2 separate regions of the Mus musculus genome follow, and region 2 is linked to region 1. The links are chromatin loops, found by intact Hi-C in ENCODE. Cell type or tissue: left cerebral cortex. All regions are shown on one strand. Links, peaks and the distances in the headings refer to the core of each region. The heading gives the core; the rest is flanking DNA.

Region 1 (9,752 bases), core at 1,391-9,390:
CACACACACACACACACTCACACACACACACACACACACTCTCACACACACACACACACACACACACACACACTCACACACACACACACACACACACACACACACACACACACACACACACACACACACACACTCTGCAACCTGCCCAGTCCATTAAGTGTTGTTAAGGATGGGCTGCCTAAGATTGATTGTGTCTCTCAGATTTTATGTTGTTAAAAAAATAAAACATTTCCAAAACCATTTCATTGTTATCGCAGAAAATTTAGCTTAAGAAAAGTCCTTTTTACTGAGTTTGTTGAGGTTTTCTCTCTGTCTGGGTATATAATAGACTTTATGATTAAAAGAACAGGCTACTTGCTTTCTGTTTAGGTATCTCTGCCTCTCATGAATTCGGGGAATTGAGTTTGCCGATTGCTTTCGGGGTTTTTTTCCATGTCCCTCCTCATTCTTATTTCTATTTATCTACTTGCTATGAAAAACAAGTGTATTGATTTCTTCAAATATATATGTATTTATTTTATCAAGGTCTCATTGCTTTTCTAATAGTTTTCAGTCTGTGTGAGAGGCAACAACAGGAGCTTGCTTGGTGCCACTGAAAGGGCTTTAAATATGCATTCATTCATTCATTCATTCATTCATTCATTCCTTTAAGTCCCCTGATGAGGAGGATCCAGTGTCCTCCCAGTTTTGCACAGGCAGAGAGGCATAGACGTGCAAGGCTTGCCCAGAGTGTGATTATGAATTGTCCTCTTCAGTCTCACACGTTTGAACACTTGGCTTGTGTCTAGTGCCACTGTTGGGAAAGGTGGTGGAATCTTTAAGAAATGGAGCCTTGCTGGATCAAGTGGGTCACTCGGGGCTGACCTTGAGGTTTTATAGTCCTGCCCCACTTGGTTGTGGATGAGATGCATACAGCCTGTCCCCATGCCTTCCTCGCCTTGGTGGAATGATCCCAGAATAAGCCCTTTGTCCCTTAAACTGCTTCTTGCTCTTGGTCACAGCAATTAGAAAAGCAACTAGCATACTTCACTGACAGAATTTGCAGCTGGGTGCTTTGCATGTTGTGTCTCGTCCCCAACCACAGCCCATGCCTGGCACCCATGGCAGGTACAACCCTCCTGTCTGTTGCCACCTCATTCCATGGTGAACACGGGCTCTCTTTCTTGTGACCTTCATTTCTGGTAACTCTGACTGATAACCCAAGCCAGGACAACATTCACCCTTAGCTGTCTCTGGACTGTGATAGAAGGCTTATAGTGTGCTAAGTGGTTAGCAGGAAGTACAGCAATGCCCAAGTCAGAGGGAGCCTGGCTACCCAGAATGTGCGATTTAGGTAGTTCATGCTACGGGAAAGATGGGAAAAGGCAAGGTTATTGGCCGTGCTGGCCTAGCTACTACGTCCAGCAGCATGATCAGTAAGAGAGCATTGAGGGACACAGACATCTGAGCAAAGGCCGATGAACAAACAGGGCAATGCTGTGGGGTGGAATCCTTCTGGTGCATTCCAAAGGTGATGAGGACATGTGAATGAAGAGCATCATGAGGAAAGAGGGGATGGGACAGGTACAGTGGACTCTAAAAGTTACGGAGTTCCAGGCTGCTTCTATCTGCCTGCCTTACCACCTCTACCCTCTTGGTTACAGAGTGGCTGCTGAAATCCCCACTACACACTCTATATTCCAGTTAGAGAGAAAGGAAATGAGAAGGGCTGAGACTTTACTGATCCTAGTGTACTTAAAGCCTCCACCTGGAAGTATCTCTTGGAAGTTTTATCACTGGTTCCTGCCATCCTTTCCCACATCACTTCTAACCAGAACACTAATAACCATTGCTTTTGTCTTGGGCATACTGTCAATCCAAAAAAAAAAATCAGAATACATTAGCAAACAGGAAGGGAGGAATGAAATTTGATAGGCAGTGAGTGGATGCTGACACACTAAGGAGCTTTCCAGAAAATTCGCATTTTCCCAAAGCCTTTTGGAATGAAGTCTTTGGTTATAAGAGATTCCAAGGTCGCCCAGGGCAACAGCAGTAAGTGCAGAATGAGTTGATTTTGGGGTGCAGAGCAGAGGCTATAAGTCAGGTGGGGAAGCAACTTTGGATTCACAGGGCTGAGCTTGACCATAGAATGATCCAGGGCTGAGCAACAGCATCTGTGTCAGATGGGACTTTGGAGTGGCTGAGGCAGGTGTTAGTGAACCAGATAAATGGGTGTCTGGATGAAGCTGGATCACAGCCTAATGCACCTGATGCTTCCTGTCCTTTGTTGATAAGATAGTACAGTGTGTGTGCATGTGTGTACATGTATGTGTGTATGTATATGCACTTGTGTGTGCATGTGTGTATATATGAGTGTATATGTGCATGTATGGATGCATGTGTGTACATATATGTGTGCATATGTATGTTCATGTGTGCATATGTGTGTGTGTGTGTGTGTGTAAAAGTAACTTTTTATTGCCTGATGTAATTGTTGTCTCAGAGGCTTACTGCCTGTCTGCTAACCTAGACATAGTCCTGGAAGTTTCTACCCTCCATACAATCTAATCTAGGCCTAGAATGTTTTCAGCCTCTGAGTCTTGTTGTTGAATAAGCTCACCCCTTCCTAGTTCTTTCTGATCTCTGGCTGGCTGATCAACTCAGCTATTCTGGCTCCAACTCTTCTCCAAGCTGACTGATTCAATCTGGCTTCTCTTAGGTCTCCTGAATTCTGCTCTGCATGACTTCTAACTAACTCTAACAATCTGTTCTAATTTTCTTGCCTCTTCCCATTCTCTGGCTCATTCTGTGTTCACCCATGTCTAGCTTGGTCTCTTTTCAACCTATTTCTGTAAAACTCTCCTAGTAAAACTGCTTCCTTCCTCTTTGTACTGCCCCTTGAGTAGTTTCCCGCTCCCTTCTTCTTGTAAAAGTTGGGTGTATCCTAGCCTGTCAAATCTTTCTCTGATTCATCACCTTGTCTGCCACTCAGTTAGACATCCCTTTTAAACATGGGTGTTTCCTTATACAAACTAACTTTACCTTCATCATTTGGGATTAAAGGTATGTACTAAGGGTGTGCCTGTATTCCAGCCAGATAGATGAAAAGTATATGCAATCTCAGTACGACCCCTATTCTGCAACATGTGCATGTGAGTGTGTGTGTGTGTGTGTGTGTGTGTGTGTGCATTTTCAGGCCAGAAGACAACTTCTGCTGTTTCGAGACAGGATCTCTCACTGTCCTAAAACTCACTGATTAAATTAAACAAGTCCTAGGGATCTACCTGTCTCTACCTCATTGGTGCTAGCTGTGATTCTGGACATACATCACCATGCTCCCCTTTTTATCTGGGTGCTTGGGATCAAACTCAGGTCCTAACGGTTGCCTAGCAAATACTTAGTAGTCTGAGCTACCTTTCCAAGCCTAAAATGGTATATTTTATCTTTTCCCTTATTTTATAAAATTTGCCCAAACCATTCTATAGCTCTTGTTATGTCCCCACAAGTAGTTAGGTTTTTACTAAGCACAGCTTGAGAAAATCCCAACCACAGAAATCCAACGAACGTAGCAAATGTAAATCCCAAGAGTGTTTTTGTACATTAAAAAAAGAAAAAAAAAGAAAAGACCTGCAGTCATTTGTTCAGTCTATGGTGGATTTCAGAGGCATAAAGGGAGTCAAATTTCTGGAAGAATTGTATCTCAAAGAACACAAATGGACTATTCCAAGGTCATTGCCTCGTAAAGTCTTCCTTGTGGCTGGTGGGGACTTGGCTTACTCTATGCACTGTAGTACCTCTCTTGGTTTTCCTTTCCTTTGTTGTCCTCAATGGTCTCCAGAGCTGCTTGTTTGCAAATTTACCTACTCATCCCGATGCACCTGTCCCACTGGGTAAAAGGTCCACAGCAATAGGAGTCCTCTATGTGCCTTATTCCACGAGTTTCCATGGAGAATGGAGGATGTTCTCACTCAGCGTTCACAGAATGTGATATGTTGAAGTGTCTAATACAAAGATTAGCCACTCGTAAATGCTAAATAACTATGATATCTTCTCACCGCCCATCATCATTCCTGGCCTTAGTGGTTGTATTAGATGGGTGCTGCAGAGGAAGAACAGATGTTTCAAGGGGATGTATTAGACTGGCTTCTATCACAGGGGCAGGATAGTCCAATGATGACTAAGAACCAGACACCCTTGTAGTTGCTCCATACACAAGGCTGGATGCCTCAGCAGTCCCAAGCTGGCACTGGAGGCCCAGCGGGCTCCTGGAGAGATGTTGACCTTCAGTGCATGCTGGAAAGTCAAGATACTGGGCTCTGATATCACAGAAAGATGCTGGCATCTAGTTGCCCTCGCAGGCACACCTGGAGTCCCAGGAGCCAAATTTGGCACCATTAGATTTATTTTAAAGGAAAACATCTCCACGAGTCTAATGTGAGATGTGGAGTGGGAGCCATTTGTTCCCTTTCTCACTCGTCAGAGCATTGCCATTGTAGTTGAGGCTGTGAGACTTCACAGCACCAAGTGCTGGTTTCAGACACAGCAGATAATTTCAATTAAGGACAGTTTCTCTATGTCCTTACCTGGGGCATCTTTCTCCCATTCTCTTCCCTTTAGCTTCCCATAGCTACTGATGCTTGCAAACCCGTGAGCCTTCTTTCTGGACACCCCCTAGCAGCCTGATTTCTTGCTCTCTCTGGACCTTGCATGCAGGAAACTGATCACAGGGAAGTTATTTGCTAACCAGAGCGCCCTCTGCTGATGAAAGAGTCCCTGGAATCACAACTCTGTTCAGCTGTTGGTCTGTCTGTCCGTAGGGCTGACAAGGCCACTTAACTTCCCTTGGGTGGGATGGGGCATCTACCCACAGCCCTCACTCCGGAGGGGTTTCTATGATCCTGCTGCTCAGAACTCCCCTGGCTCGTGGGCATTTGTTGAAGACAGTCAGGGATCCCGTGGGTGGAGGTATTCCGTACTGAAGTCTCACATCATCAAGCACACGCAGGTGAGCCACCTGCTTCCAGCGTCTGTGCTGATGCAGAAGTGAAACTCAGGAGGAGTTTAAAAAATTCTTTTGAAGAGCAAAGTCGGGTCAATTGGTAGCATTTGGGTAAAAACCAACTATAAAAACAAGAAAGAGACATGTGATAGAGATTAAAACGGAAACCATATACCTCACTAAATTTGACTGTTAGTCTGAAGTTGATTTAAATTCAGAAGGAGGCGTGAGAAGCCCAGGCTCTCCAGAACCCCGAGGCAGGAATATTTGAAAAGGTCTGGAATTTTTTTTTTTAACTTGGTGATCAGGTGGTGGCCCAGCTAACAGTCTTTTTGCCCCCCACTGGCTAATCCCTCTATTTCACAAGAAATAGATGACACACAATGTCACCATTTTCATGTGCCCTGGAAGACTTGAGTCTTTTTTTTTTTTTTTTTTACTTTTCTGCTTTACAATACTGAGGGTCAAAGATGTTGGGCATCCTGCTCACGCATCATGAAATGAAAATGTTGCTGGGTATGGGTTTTGAACCTGGGTCTGTACCAGGCCCCAAACGGTGCCGCTTCTTTCTGGAAGAATGCCCCTGGCTCATTTCACCTGGCCCCAATCCTGCAATTGATGGATGTTCATTCCACATCCAGAGCTCACCCAAGGCCTTGCACTATACCAAATAGCAGAGAGAGCAGGCATAAAGAAGTGAGGCAAAAGAGACACTGGAACACCACAAGGTCCTGATGTTACACAGCCTCCTCCATGGAGCCTTCCATAGAGGACCTTTCTCCCCTCTGATGCTTTTAGCCACTTAACTTTGATAGAAAGAGGCTTGCTTCAAACTGGTAATTCAGACTAGCTTCAAACTGGTAATTCCCCTGCCTCGATCTTCCAAGTGTGTGTGCCACCAAGGTTGACTTGATCAGTAGGGATGCAAAAAGTTATTTGTATGAGTTAGCTTATTTAATCCTTACATTTAAAAAAAGTGTCAATAAACTCCCATTATTTTAAGCCCCATTTTATGGATGAGGACGTTGAGGCATAGAACTTAACAATAGATATTTTAAAAACTCAGTTAAAATGCAGCAGAGGGGAGATAGACCAGCTGGTAAAGAAGCTGACTCCACAGAAACCACAGAAGATAGCAAGCCCTGGGGTGGGGGTGGGGGGCAGTTGATTCTGGGCAGCATAGCTTTTTTTTTTTTAACTTCCAGGCTGAAAATCAAATAGAAATAAACAGCAAACAAACCAAAAAACCCACCCCTGAGGTTCCCTTTTGGCTTTCATGCACACAAACACACACATGCATGTGCACATGCGCTCGTTAAGCCTGGGCAAGCTAGTTCTTATCTATCTCATTCGCTCCGTGCACTGATCCTGGAATTGCTGTCAGTGAAATAAATGTCTTGTCCCTCTGTCCTGTTGGACAGTTCTTTGAGGGTGAAGACTATCCCAACCATTTCCTTTGCAATTGCTAGCTCAGGACTGGTCACACCCAATAACTCACAATGCCCAGTGACAGATTCAGCCTTCCCATCCTTGAAGGGATGGAGAAACAAGATTTGGCATTCGGGGTGGTGGTTGAGAGTCCCACAAATCAGGCGAAACTTCCCTAGAGCTCTGTCTCCTGGGGCCCATAGCACGGGAGCTGGGGAACCACATTTAAAAAGAAAGGTTCCTTGGGGAATCTTCATCATCTCCAGATTCCACTTGCCCAGCAGGACGCCTATGTGTAATAGGGTTCCATGCATCTTTGTGGAGTGAAAAACTGAGCTTCGAAAATCCTGAGGACTCAGAATACAGTGGTTAGAGGCACTGCCGAGTCTCAAGCAGGGCCCTGGCCTCTTTCTTATCCATCAAGGCCACCTGCCTCTCTATGCACAACTGCAAATGAAAACTCCTGTCCCTCTTAATGCAAAAGGGCTATTTCTGTTTGGTAGTTCAGCAAATTTAGGGTACCCACACTCTGGATGTCCCAGCCATACTGAGATGGGGCATTTTAGATACTCTAATTTACCCCAGCTCCCAGCTATCTGTTCCATCTTTACCTCTCTAAAATGTTTGAAGGGCTACTCATCTTGGAGCCAGAAGAAGAGAATCCCAGATGCCACCTCAGGTAAATTTTCCTCCAAAACCCATCAAATGAGCTGTTTATGGCATCTCTAACCTGCCCAGGGCGACTGGACCTCTTTCTTGAGTGGCTTTTTATGTATGAGTCAAGATAAACAACTCTGCTTCTCCAGGGATTTGGGCCCAGGATCTTTAACCTCAGTACTGAAGCACTAGGGCCCTGAGGGAGCTGAATCACAGCCTGGCCCCTGGAGGACTGCTGTTAGCTGTGTCATGTGGAGGAAGCACAGGTCATTGTTACTTTACAGACAAAGTGCAGAAGCGCTCTTGAGACAAAGGTGGGCTGGGGGCTGGAATATTCCACACAGCCAGGGCAGGACTTGGAGGCTATGTTTACATGACCTCTTGCTACTCATTTAGCACTAAGAACCCTGAAGTTCTTGGGGCGGGGCGGGGTGGGGGAAGATGACTTGACCATGGTCGGGGAAGCTCAATGGAGACTTCAGGGACAGCCGAGGGAAGCCATTCTTCTACTCCCACATGGCTCTATGGAACATTTGAATGGCTACAGAGATAACAGATTTACCCCAAGGCCAGAGGTGTATCTAGGAACCCTGGTTAGATTCATTTCCTTGATCTGACTTCCTGAGCTTTGTGACTGGTTTAGGGGTAACTTAGGACCTAAAAATTACTCTGTAAGAAAACGCTCTCTGCATCTTCTAAAAGAATCCTGGACTGCAGATGAATAAGTTACAGCTAGTCTAAGTCACAGAATCTAGGACTCTTGTGATGTTCCAGTGTGAACAGACACTGTGGGAGAAAGAGAGGAGAAAGGAAGAGAAAATTCTGTAGTGGTTGTTCTAGGTTGCTGGATCAAGCCATGCCTGGAGTTAGTGCTCTGCAATAACTAGTTCTACAATCCAGTAAGGCTTATTTTTAGATTGTTAAACCAGGTGTTTTATTACACAAACTATAAATATTCCCAACTGATATGCAGATAAGAGGAGACTGGTGAACCAGGGAGCTGCCTCTCCTCTACAGTCTCACTGTTGATGAAGTGGGAATGCCTCTGTCCCTGGCTGCAGAGCTAGAGGGGGCCCTGGAGCAGATTGTAGACTGTCAGGGTAGCAGGTTGGCTGAGGACACAGCTATCCCAGTAGCACTCTCATGAACCCACGGCTCCTTTGCAAATCTCTCTAGGGACGATGGTCATGTTTTCTTCTGAGATTCCATACCTACCTACACCTGACTCTCTGGCCTTCTAGCTGACTGTAGATCAGAGGCACCCTTTGTCACCTTGGGATGCTTGTACCTGATCCCACATCTGGCACACATCAGTGCTCTAATATGCTGGTGCAGTGGATGGAAGGGTCCACTTCTCGCCACTGTTGGCCTTGCTCTCTGATAGATTCTGTACATATCCACTCGCTTCCCTTTACAAACCAGGGTGATGTTTAAAAGGGCAGGAGACAAAAGACCAAGAATTCGCTGTAAGTCCCCAGCTCACTGACATAGGTAGACATCAGTCCCATTCACATGCAGACATTAATAGATGCTATGTATCAAAAGGGGAAGTCTATAAGACTGAGTCAGAGAGAGCTGGATGAAGTTTGAGTTCAGAGAGATTATTCCTTCCAAACTCTCACTGACAGAGCTCAGAACAAGGTCAAGGGGGACAGTCTTGGTGGCTCAAGGTCACCAGTCAGTCCAGGAAAATGCTTCTCCTTATAAAGCAAGGCTGGGCTGACCCAGCTCTGAATCTAGTGCACACAGCAAGTCAGACATCAGGAGGGCGGATGGTAAGAAGGGCGTTAAGGGAGGGAGGCTCTGTGGCTGGGAGGGAGACTTCAGCTTGTGGCCAGGGAGGGTTGGAAAACTTCTTTAGCCACCAAAGCATTCACTTGCCAACTGGATTTGGAGGATGTTGGATTGTGAGTCTTTGGGGACCAGAGAAGTGAGTCAATGAGCCCTGAATCTTTGGTTGGCCCTGGAAGGGGGGGGGGGTGACTCAGAAGTCGCAGTGCTTGTGCTGATTAACCTCGGCGAGTCATTGAGAACCTCCTCCCCATCGTTTCAGTCAGTGATCCAGGAATCCCAGGCTGCACAAGAGCCAGGACCTGTGACACTCCTACGTTTTCTCCCATCTCCACCTGCCAAGGTTTTCTCTCTGTGCAGCCAAAGATGCCGGGACGGAAAACTCCGCGCCTCCTGCAACTCCGCCTCCAGTTTTCTGCCACATGGAACACAGACTCTCAGGACCCTTCTTTCCCTTTTCCTGACCTCTGCAAGCTGAGCTGCCCTGTTGACTCTTCTATCCTCCACTTTCCGTCTCTCTACCCCTTGCACCGGCCTTTTCGCACCCGTACCTTGTTCCCACGCCTGTTCTGGGGGGTGTCTGTCTGCTTCCTTCGCCTCCACCCCCTCCCTCACCTTCTCCTCCCCACGCTGCCCTCGGCTCCTCCTCCAGGCCCCGCCCTCTGCTCAGGGCCCGCGTCCCTAGTGGCCCCTTCCCCAGCCCTGGTACCCCTAACGCCCGCCCTAGAACCCTGGGGGTTGGGTTGGGGACCCTGACCCAGGGAAAAGGGAATCTCGAGGGGCCAGCTCCCTTCCGAGCCGTGTCCCCGCGCGCGCGCGCCGCGCCCCCTCCGCGGCCTCCCCGCGCCCGCCTCCCGCCTTCCCCTCCTCCTGGTGACGTCCGGGTCCCTGCCCGTCT
Region 2 (9,752 bases), core at 621-8,620, 420 kb before region 1:
GGTTTAGGTATCAGAGTAATTTAGGCTTCATAGAATGAATTGGGTAGAGTACCTTCTTTTTCTATTTTGTGGAATAGTTTGTGCAGAACTGGAATTAGATCTTCTTTGAAGGTCTGATAGAACTCTGCACTAAACCCATCTGGTCCTGGGCTTCTTTTGGTTGGGAGACTATTGATGACTGCTTCTATTTCTTTAGGGGATATAGGACTGTTTAGATCGTTAACTTGATCCTGATTTAACTTTGGTACCTGGTATCTATCTAGGAAGTTGTCCATTTCATCCAGGTTTTCTAGTTTTGTTGAGTAAAGCCTTTTGTAGTAGGATCTGATGATGTTTTGGATTTCCTCAGGATCTGTTGTTATGTCTCCTTTTTCATTTCTGATTTTGTTAATTAGGATACTCTCCCTGTGCCCTCTAGTTAGTCTGGCTAAGGGTTTATCTATGTTGTTGATTTTCTCAAAGAACCAGCTACTGGTTTGGTTGATTCTTTGAATAGTTCTTTTTGTTTCCACTTGGTTGATTTCAGCCCTGAGTTTGATTATTTCCTGCCGTCTACTCCTCTTGGGTGAATTTGCTTCCTTTAGTTAGTTCTAGAGGTTCTAGGTGTGCTGTCAGGCTGCGAGTGTATGCTCTCTCTAGTTTCTTTTTGGAGGCACTCAGGGCTATGAGTTTTCCTCTTAGGACTGATTTCATGTGTCCCTTAAGTTTGGGTATGTTGTGGCTTCATTTTCATTAAACTCTAAAAAGTCTTTAATTTCTTTATTTCATCCTTGACCAAGGAATCATTGAGTAGAGTGTTGTACAGTTTCCACGTGAATGTTCGCTTTCTATTATTTATGTTGTTATTGAAGATCAGCCTTAGTCCATGGTGATCTGATAGGATGTATGGGACAATTTCAATATTTTTGTATCTTTTGAGACCTGATTTGTGGCCAATTATATGGTCAATTTTGGAGGAGGTACCTTGTGGAGCTGAGAAGAAGGTATATCCTTTTCTTTTAGGAAAAATGTTTTTTAGATATCAATTAAATCCACTTGTTTCATAACTTCTGTTAGTGTCCATGTGTCTCTGTTTAGTTTCTGTTTCCAGGATCTGTCCATTTGTGGGAGTGTGGTGTTGAAGTCTCCCTCTATTATTGTGTGAGGTGCAATGTGTGTTTTGAGCTTTACTAAAGTTTCTTTAATGAATGTGGCTGCCCTTGTATTTGGAGTATAGATATTCAGAATTGAGAGTTCAGCTTGGTAGATTTTACCTTTGATGAGTATGAAGTGCCCCTCCTTGTCTTTTTTTGATAACTTTGGTTGGAAGTCAATTTTATTCGATATTAGAATGGCTACTCCAGCTTGTTTCTTCAGACCATTTGCTTGGAAAATTTTTTTCCAGCCTTTCACTCTGAAGTAGTGTCTGTCCTTTTCCCTGAGGTGGGTTTCCTGTAAGCAACAAAATGTTGGGTCCTGTTTGTGTAGCCAGTCTATGAGTCTATGTCTTTTTATTGGGGAATTGAGTCCATTGATGTTAAGAGAAATTAAAGAAAAGTAATTGCTGCTTCCTGTTATTTTTGTTGTTAAAGTTGGGATTCTGTTCTTGTGACTGTCTTCTTTTAGGTTTGTTGAAGGATTAATTTCTTGTGTTTTCTAGGGTGTAGTTACCATCCTTGTGTTGGTGTTTTCCCTTTATTATCCTTTGAAGGGCTGGATTCGTGGAAAGATATTGTGTAAATTTGGTTTTATTGTGGAATACTTTGGTTTCTCCATCTATGGTAATGGAGAGTTTATATATAGTAGCCTGGACTGGCATTTGTGTTCTCTTAGGGTCTGCATAACATCTGTCCAGGATCTTCTAGCTTTCATAGTCTCTGGTGAGAAGTCTGGTGTAATTCTAATAGGCCTGCCTTTATATGTTACTTGTCCTTCTTCCCTTACTGCTTTTAATAGTCTATCTTCATTTAGTGCATTTGTTGTTCTGATTATTATGTGTAAGGAGGAATTTCTTTTCTGGGCCAGTCATTTTGGAGTTCTGTAGGCTTCTTGTATGTTCATGGGCATCTCTTTCTTTAGGTATGGGAAATTTTCTTCTATAATTTTGTTGAAGATATTTGCTGGCCCTTTAAGTTGAAAGTCTTCATTCTCATCTACTCCTATTACCCATAGGTTTGGTCTTCTCATTGTGTCCTGGATTCCTGGATGTTTTGAGTTAGGATATTTTTGCATTTTGCATTTTCTTTGATTGTTGTGCCGATGTTCTTTATGGAATCTTCTCCACCTGAGATTCTCTCTTCCATCTCTTGTATTTGGTTGCTGATGCTCACATCTATGGTTCCAGATTTCTTTCCTAGGGTTTCTATCTCCAGTGTTATCTCACTTTGGGTTTTCTTTATTGTTTCTACTTCCCTTTTTACATCTTGGATGGTGTTGTTCAATTCCATCACCTGTTTGGTTGTGTTTTCTTGTATTTCTTTAAGGACTTCTACCTCTTTAGCAGTGTTCTCCTGTATTTCTTTAAGTGAGTTATTAAAGCCCTTCTTGATGTACTCTACGAGCATCATGAGATATGATTTAAAACCTGAGTCTTGATTTTTGGGTGTGTTGGGGTATCCAGAACTGGCTGATGTAGGAGTACTGGGTTCTGATGATGGTGAGTGGTCTTGGTTTCTGTTAGTAAAATTTTAGGTTTGCCTTTTGCCATCTTGAAATCTCTGGAGTTACTTGTTATAGTTGTCTCTGTTTGGAGCTTGTTCCTCCTGTGATTCTGTTAGTTCCTCCTGTGATTCTCTGACAGCAGACCTGGGAGTCTAGCTCCCTCCTGAGTCTCAGTGGTAAGAGGACTCTCTGCAGGCAAGCTCTCCTCTTGCAGGGAAGGTGCACAGATATCTGGCATTTAGACCTGCCTCCTGGCTGAAGATGAAGGCCTGAAACAGGGCCTCTCCCAGCAGCTGTGTCGCTTCTGCCTTTCCCAGAAGCTGTGTAGCTTCTGTAGTCCGCACTCCACCTGCACAGACTAGTCGCTGAGGGATCCAGGACCCAAGATGGCTCCCCCACCTGCTCTGGCAGAGCCCTCCTAGGCGGGTGTCTCTCCTCTGTCGGGGAAGGTCCTGGGATGTCTGGAGCCCGAAATGGGATCTGTCCCAGAAGCTGTGTCGGGAAGACAACTTCTGAGAGCCGGTTCTCTCCATTCACCACAGGATCCAAGAACTGAAATCAGGACTTGAGGCTCGTGCACATGTTTTACTCACTGAGACGTCTCCATGGCCCACTTTGTGAGATTTTTAAATTAAAAAAAATAATATTTATTTACTTTACTGTGAGTGTGTGTGTGTGTGCAGATATATGCCATGATGAGCATATATAAGTCAGAGGATAACTTGTGGGAATTGGTTCTTTCCTTGTGAGGTCCAAGGGTTGAACTCAGGCTTCAGGCTTGACAGCAAGTCCCCTTACCACTGAGTGCTTGTGGTATCTCTCTGGCTCCTACTCTGATTTTAATATGTCTATGGTACCATGTAGTTCACTACATTTATTATAGTTTGATATTTTAGGGTTATTAAAAACTATATCATCTTATTAATTTGGAAAGAAATTGATACATTTCCAACATGATAAAGAGCAAAAAACCCTTTTTAAAATGTATTTCCAAGTAAGGGTCTACAGGACACTATGTCACCCCCTAGCACATCTCCCAAGAGTGTGGTTAGCACCTTGAATAGCCACCATGCTGACTTGGATGCTAGGGACTTGTCTGCGTCCTTAGTCCTGTCAGCTGTCCTCAAAGTTCTCTTTCTAAGGAAAAACTCTGCCCCAATTAGCCCAGTCATCTGAAGAAGTTTCTCATCTGCCCTTGGCATTTGTAACTGGCCAGGATGTGAGACAGCTCTGTGTGCTCTGGGTCAATGTGATATTACCTTCTGGTTAGATTAAACTTCAGCAGCTTTGTCAGAAAACCACACACAGGAGGCCATCCTGGTATTGTGCTTAATTGGCCATTATCCTGTTTTCCTTTCTTGTGGTCTGATGGTCACAGCAATGGGGTGGATGGGATGGCTTCTGTTAGGCTTAACACTGTGAATGTAATGTTTTTCTCTCTTGAAATAAGTATTGGAGGTAGTCACACTTGAGGCTATTCTGACTGTCAACAGGAGTTTATTCCATATCACTACAGGGTCACACATTCATATTTATTTTATAGGTGTGATCACTATCCACATTTTATTTTAATACTCAAATTGCCTCCTGTTTCACTGACGCAAGTGCCTTCAAAATGGTTCCTATGTCTTTTTAACATTCTTTTGGAGGACTGTTTCGCTTTGTTTTTGTTTGTTTGTTTTGAGACTGTACTAGGATTTCTAACCATCTTCTCAAGCTGGGTGTGGTGGCACACGCCTTTAATCCCAGCACTCGGGAGGCAGAGGCAGGCGGATTTCTGAGTTCGAGGCCAGCCTGGTGTACAAAGTGAGTTCCAGGACAGCCAGGGCTATACAGAGGAAACCCTGTCTCAAAAAAAAAAAAAAAAAAAAAAAAAAAAAAAAAAAACCAAAACAAAATTAAAAAATCTAAAATATCTTCTCTCCACGTCCCAAGTGTTGGATTCACAGGCAGGCCATACCACACAAGGCAAACATCAATCAATAATGGCCATAAGCGAGGTTTATTTTTTTAAGTCCTAGGAGTATGTTGGAATTCAGACTATTTGACATTTATTTTTATATTTTGGAGATTAAAATTCTGTATATTTATGGTATGTATCATATTTTGACATATTGCATGCTGTAGAATTACTAAAATGTGATAATAAATGTTCACATTAGTTCATATACAAATTTTTCTGCATAGAGAACTCTGAAAAAATTTTCTCATACATAATGTATTGTTTCTTTAGCTATAACCACCATCATGGATGGTGGATTTGTTGAACTTATTTTTCTGGGGAGCTGAAATTTTATAACTATGATTGACAGGAACCAAATATCTCTACTCCCCAGGCTCAACATTTTTAAGAATATATAAATATATGAGACCACACAGAATCCATATTTATCGATTTGTCCTATGTCACTTAGGTCCTTTGGTCCATCCATTCTGTGACACATGGTAGGGTTTCCTTACATAGTTGGAAAAAAGTCTTTTATCATCCCTACACACCATATTTTCTTTATCCATTGAGCCTGGGATGGACAGTTAGGTTGCTTTCAGACCTTGACTACTATGAATAATTCTAAAGAGAACGTGAGAGAGCAGGTATTGCTTAATGTAATGATGCAATAGCCTTTGAATTGTGTTGCCAGTATGAGGACTTGTGCATCATAATGCCATTATGTCGTATTTGAGGCATTTTCATCATGTCTTCCATAATAGAGGTAAGGATCTTTAGTCCCATCACTAATCTACAAGGATTCTCTGCATCTACTGTCCAATACTAACATCTAACATGCATTCTATTTCTTCTGTTGGACACCAGCCATTCTAGCAAGCATGAGTCAGCATCCTAGTTGATTAATGTGCATCTCCTAGCATTGCTAAGCATATGTTCCCTATGCCCATTGCCTATTTCAATGCTGTCTTTAGAGAACTGACAACTCAGGCCATTTGCCCATTTTAAAAAGTCTGCATTTTCCGTTATTGAGTGTACAGACTCTGAATATTAATCCCTCAACAGCTGTGTGGCTCACAAATGTCTTCCTTCATCCCATTGGTTGCCTGCTAGTTATCATTTCCTTGGCTGTGCAAATCCTTTCAGTTTCATGCAGTCCTATTTATCTAGTCCTGCTTTTATTGCTGGTGGCATTAGGGGTAGATAAAAATTGTTGCCCAGAGCAACAGCATGGGACATTGGCCCTGTGTTCCGCTATTCATTTGTCAGTTTCAATGGTAGTGTCTAAGTCACTTTAAGATCACTTTAGTTGATTGCTGTATGTAGTATGAGAATTCGGCCCAATTGCATTCTTAGATATATTGGTACTGTTTGCTATCACTATTCAGTTTTACTCATTTCATTTGGTGTGTGTGTGTGTGTGCGCGCACGCGCACATGTGTACATGTGTCACTGCACATCTGTGGAGGTCAGACAATTCTCAGGAATCAGCTATCTCATGCTACTTGTGGGCTTCTAGGATTAAGGTCAAGTGCTTTTATCTGCTGAGCCCTCCTGCTAGCCCACCCAGCACCATTTATTGAAGCCACTATTTTGCCCAACTCTGTATACCTGGCATTGTTGCCACAGATCACTTAACACTAAATTCATGGAGCTGTTTTTCAGTTCTATTTTGTTTTTTGTTTTGTTTTTGTTTCTGGGGTGTGTGTATACACGTGTGTGCATGAGCACAAGTGTGTATGCAAATGTGAGGGTCAGAGGTCAATGTCAGGATTCTCCACTTGTTTTTTTGAGACAGAATCTCTCACTGATTTTGAAATAGTTTCAACTAGATTGGCTGGCCAGCAAATCCCCAGGGTCCACCTGTGTTTGTCCGTCCTCCACTGACATCCAGGACTGAGGTCACAGTCACATGCCTCTACACACAGATTTTACATGGGCTCAGGAGGTCTTCATGCTTGCATAGTAAACAATTCGGCCGTAGAGCCCTCACCCAGGCCTGTGTGTCTGTCCCCATGCTAGTGCTTTGCTTTCTGATGTCTATAGCTTTGTTGGACCAGCTAAAGCCTGGTGGAGCGATGCCTCTTGCTCCAGCCTTGCAATTTGGCCTAGGTTTTGCTCTGACTGTTCTTTCCGAACAGGGGCTGACCATATCATTCAGCGTAGCCAGGCTTTGCGGTGGCTTTTGTTGGGTTTTACTCGCCCCTGGAATCACATGATGTGTAGGTGGGAGCAGACTCTCCGACTTTCCTTCCACGGGACCTGGAACGTGAGTGTTGATGACATTATTCCTGTCTCTCTGGGCTCCAGGAGTCGTTAGCGCTCGGAATGCAGCTCTTTGCTCTGCCACACACTTGCCAGCTCAGTGGGATTGGGAGACTACTCTTCCTCCAAACCCCCACCAATGTCTCACTTCTGTCTTTCTTTTCTGCAACCAGAACTTCTGAGGGTGGCTTCTGTATGGAGCTGGAAGGCATCAAAGGGATATTTTACCAAGTCTCCCCTGCCTCAGCTTGTAGTGAGCCTGCATGCCTTCTGGTTTCTCTCTGGTCTGCACTGACTTAGTCTTCCGTAGGTGAAACTCCAGCATACACTGGGTCAGATTCCCTGACCCTCCCATGCTAGCCCTCCCTCTCTGTGGAGATCAGCATCATCCCCCTGGGAAAGGTGATACATTGTGAGTGGTGAGTCTTTCTCACCTCTGCTTTTAGTAACAATTCCAGAGTGCCAAGTAGAGCTGTAAGAAAGTATGTGGATATAAATTTTCTCTGAGTCTATGGACTATGGAAACTACAGTTTTTCTCATGTTGTCCTTTCATAGCCATTAATGTTTTCTTTTAAAGAAATGCAGGATTGTGTTATTTTTTCTTTCCCCATAGTTCCAACCAGAACAGTGGCATGTGTCACTCATATAAGGCACTTCTTACTTCTGGACCTTAGTTCTTGTGTATCTCTCTCTCTCTCTCTCTCTCTCTCTCTCTCTCTCTCTCTCTCTGTTTGTACAGTTGTATGTGTATGTTCATGTTTATGTATAGATGTGCCCATAGGTATGTGTGTATGTATGTGAGTATGTGTACATGTATGTGAATGTGTGCCCGTGTGTGTGCATCTATGAATGTTTGTATACATGTGTATGAGTGTTTGCATGTATGAATGCTTGTGTGCATGTGTGTGAATCTGTGTGCATGTATGTGTGAGTGTATGTGCACGTGTGTGTGTGTGAGTATGTGTGTGTGTGTATGTGCATGTGTGTGTGTGTGAGTATGTGTGTGTGTGTATGGATGAATGTGTGTGAGGTGGGTGAATGTGTTTGTATATGTTTTTGTGCATATGTGTTTGAGTATATGAATGTGCATATATGTATATCTGTATACATGTGTATGTGTGGATATCTACTTTCTATGTATGTGTGTGTATGAATAATATATATATGTATATGTATGTGGGAGTGTTTGTTTATATGGTATATGTGAATGTGTGTACGTTTGTGTGTGAAAATAGGCACACATACCACAGTACACATATGGTGGTCAGAGGACAACTTTGTGAAGTCACTTCTCTTTTTCCATCTTGACATGAGCTTGAATGACGCAACTCAGGTTGCTAGGATTGAGAGTCAAGCACCTTACCTGCTGAGCCACCTCACGGCTAGCAGCAGTAGCAATCTTTCATGAGTTTCTGTCTATATCCAGTAAAGAAGGCAGCTCATAGACCTTGTGAACACAGATTTATCTTTGTGGCCATTTTTCAAATGAATTGTATTCTAATGTGGAGTTGGTAGCGGGGTCTCGGTCCCAGCACTGCTCTGATTGTAACATTCGCATCATGTTTCCTCCTCTGGGTTTCCAGCCTTTGCTGTATAACTTCCCAGACACTTCACAAAGAGATGGAGTCTGTGTTTCCCGCCTTCTCTTTTCAGTTCACCTTGTGTGTGGCTTGCTATAGAAGAGCTTAACAGAATACCACTGACCTGGTGCCTGGGCAGGCCTTGGCCCCAGTATGACTGCTCGAACTGGCTGCTAGACAGCATCTCTCTCTTTGCCATCTCTCATGTGGCCTTTGCTTGGTGGCTCAGAAGGAAACCAGACCTGTTTTATGATAGACCTGACCTTATGACTTTATTAAATATTAATTACCTGTTTCAAAACCCTGTCTCCAAATACAGTCACATTGAGTAGTATCAACAAAAACTGGCAGGAGATATAATTTGTATGTAACACTCTGGAAATTATCCAAGCTATTATAATGTAATGGAGGTGACAGGAATCATGTTTTGAGTCTAATTGGCATACTACTCACCTCTCCATGTGCTCTTGGAACTCCACTCAGAAGGTATGAACTAACCTGTTGGCATCCAATAGGAGGGTTAAGTGAACTGCTAGACAGAAGCTAACCAATCAAAAGGCATGTAAGATTTTGCTGCTTCCCATAGTTAGCCAATCACAAGACACATGTGGCAATGCCCTGAACTGACAATCACAAGATATAAACAGTCAACCAAAGTCAAGGCATGCTAGCTTTTGCTTCAGCCTATAGTCAACCAACCATAGAATATGTAAAGCTTTCCTCCACTCAGTCATAGACCAATGAGAAATAACAAAAATCTTATTGTTTTAAATTTTTATTTATTGTGTGTATGGGTGTTTCATTTGCATGTATACAACTATACCATGTGGGTTCCCAGGACTCACTGATGCCAGAAATGTGCATTATATTTCCTGGAATTGGAGTTACAGGCTGTTGTGAATTGCCACATGGGTGTTGTGAACGTAACTAAGATTCTCTGGAAGAGCATTCAGCATTTGTAAGCACTGAGCCACCTTCCTAGTCCTTTGGTTTTAAACCATTGAATACTTGGGGTCTTTGTTACTTAGGAATATGTAACTGATAAAATCCATGTAAGGGTCTGGTGAGACAGCTCAGCTGATAAAGGTTCTTGCTGCTGAACCTGAAGATCTGAGGTGGATTCCTGGGCCCCACCCGTGTAATAGGAGAATGGACTTCTGTAAAATCTCCCCTGACTTTAAAGGTGAGCATGCACATGCCTTCCCTTGGAAAATAAACACTTAAATGTGATTTTAAAATTATTTAATGTTTATTTTTGTAAAAAATAAAAAAAGTTTGGGCCAAACTTTGCAACTGGAGCAGGTAAATTTTCAGTAGCTCT

What was found. Peaks named below come from ENCODE experiments on the same cell type or tissue, not always from the same donor. Only the 100,000 strongest peaks of a DNase experiment are listed, where the experiment ranks them.
Region 2: a loop joins it to region 1, with 2.3 times the contacts of the local background. A loop is called at or near these places in 3 of 42 quality-filtered maps.

What each region holds. Positions count from the first base shown.
Region 1 is chr7:117,371,226-117,380,977 of GRCm38, forward strand. No RefSeq gene overlaps it. Among named protein-coding and RNA genes, the nearest start is that of Xylt1, 4.9 kb to the right of the region's middle. In left cerebral cortex, for the core only: a CTCF peak has its summit at 4,743 (motif pointing left); DNase peaks (open chromatin) are centred at 4,747, 7,874 and 9,264; H3K4me3 peaks cover 418 bases; H3K27ac peaks cover 292 bases.
Region 2 is chr7:116,952,781-116,962,532 of GRCm38, forward strand. No RefSeq gene overlaps it. Among named protein-coding and RNA genes, the nearest start is that of Gm26054, 5.0 kb to the left of the region's middle. In left cerebral cortex, for the core only: no CTCF peak of the experiment used is centred there; DNase peaks (open chromatin) are centred at 5,526, 6,490 and 6,962; H3K27ac peaks cover 1,001 bases.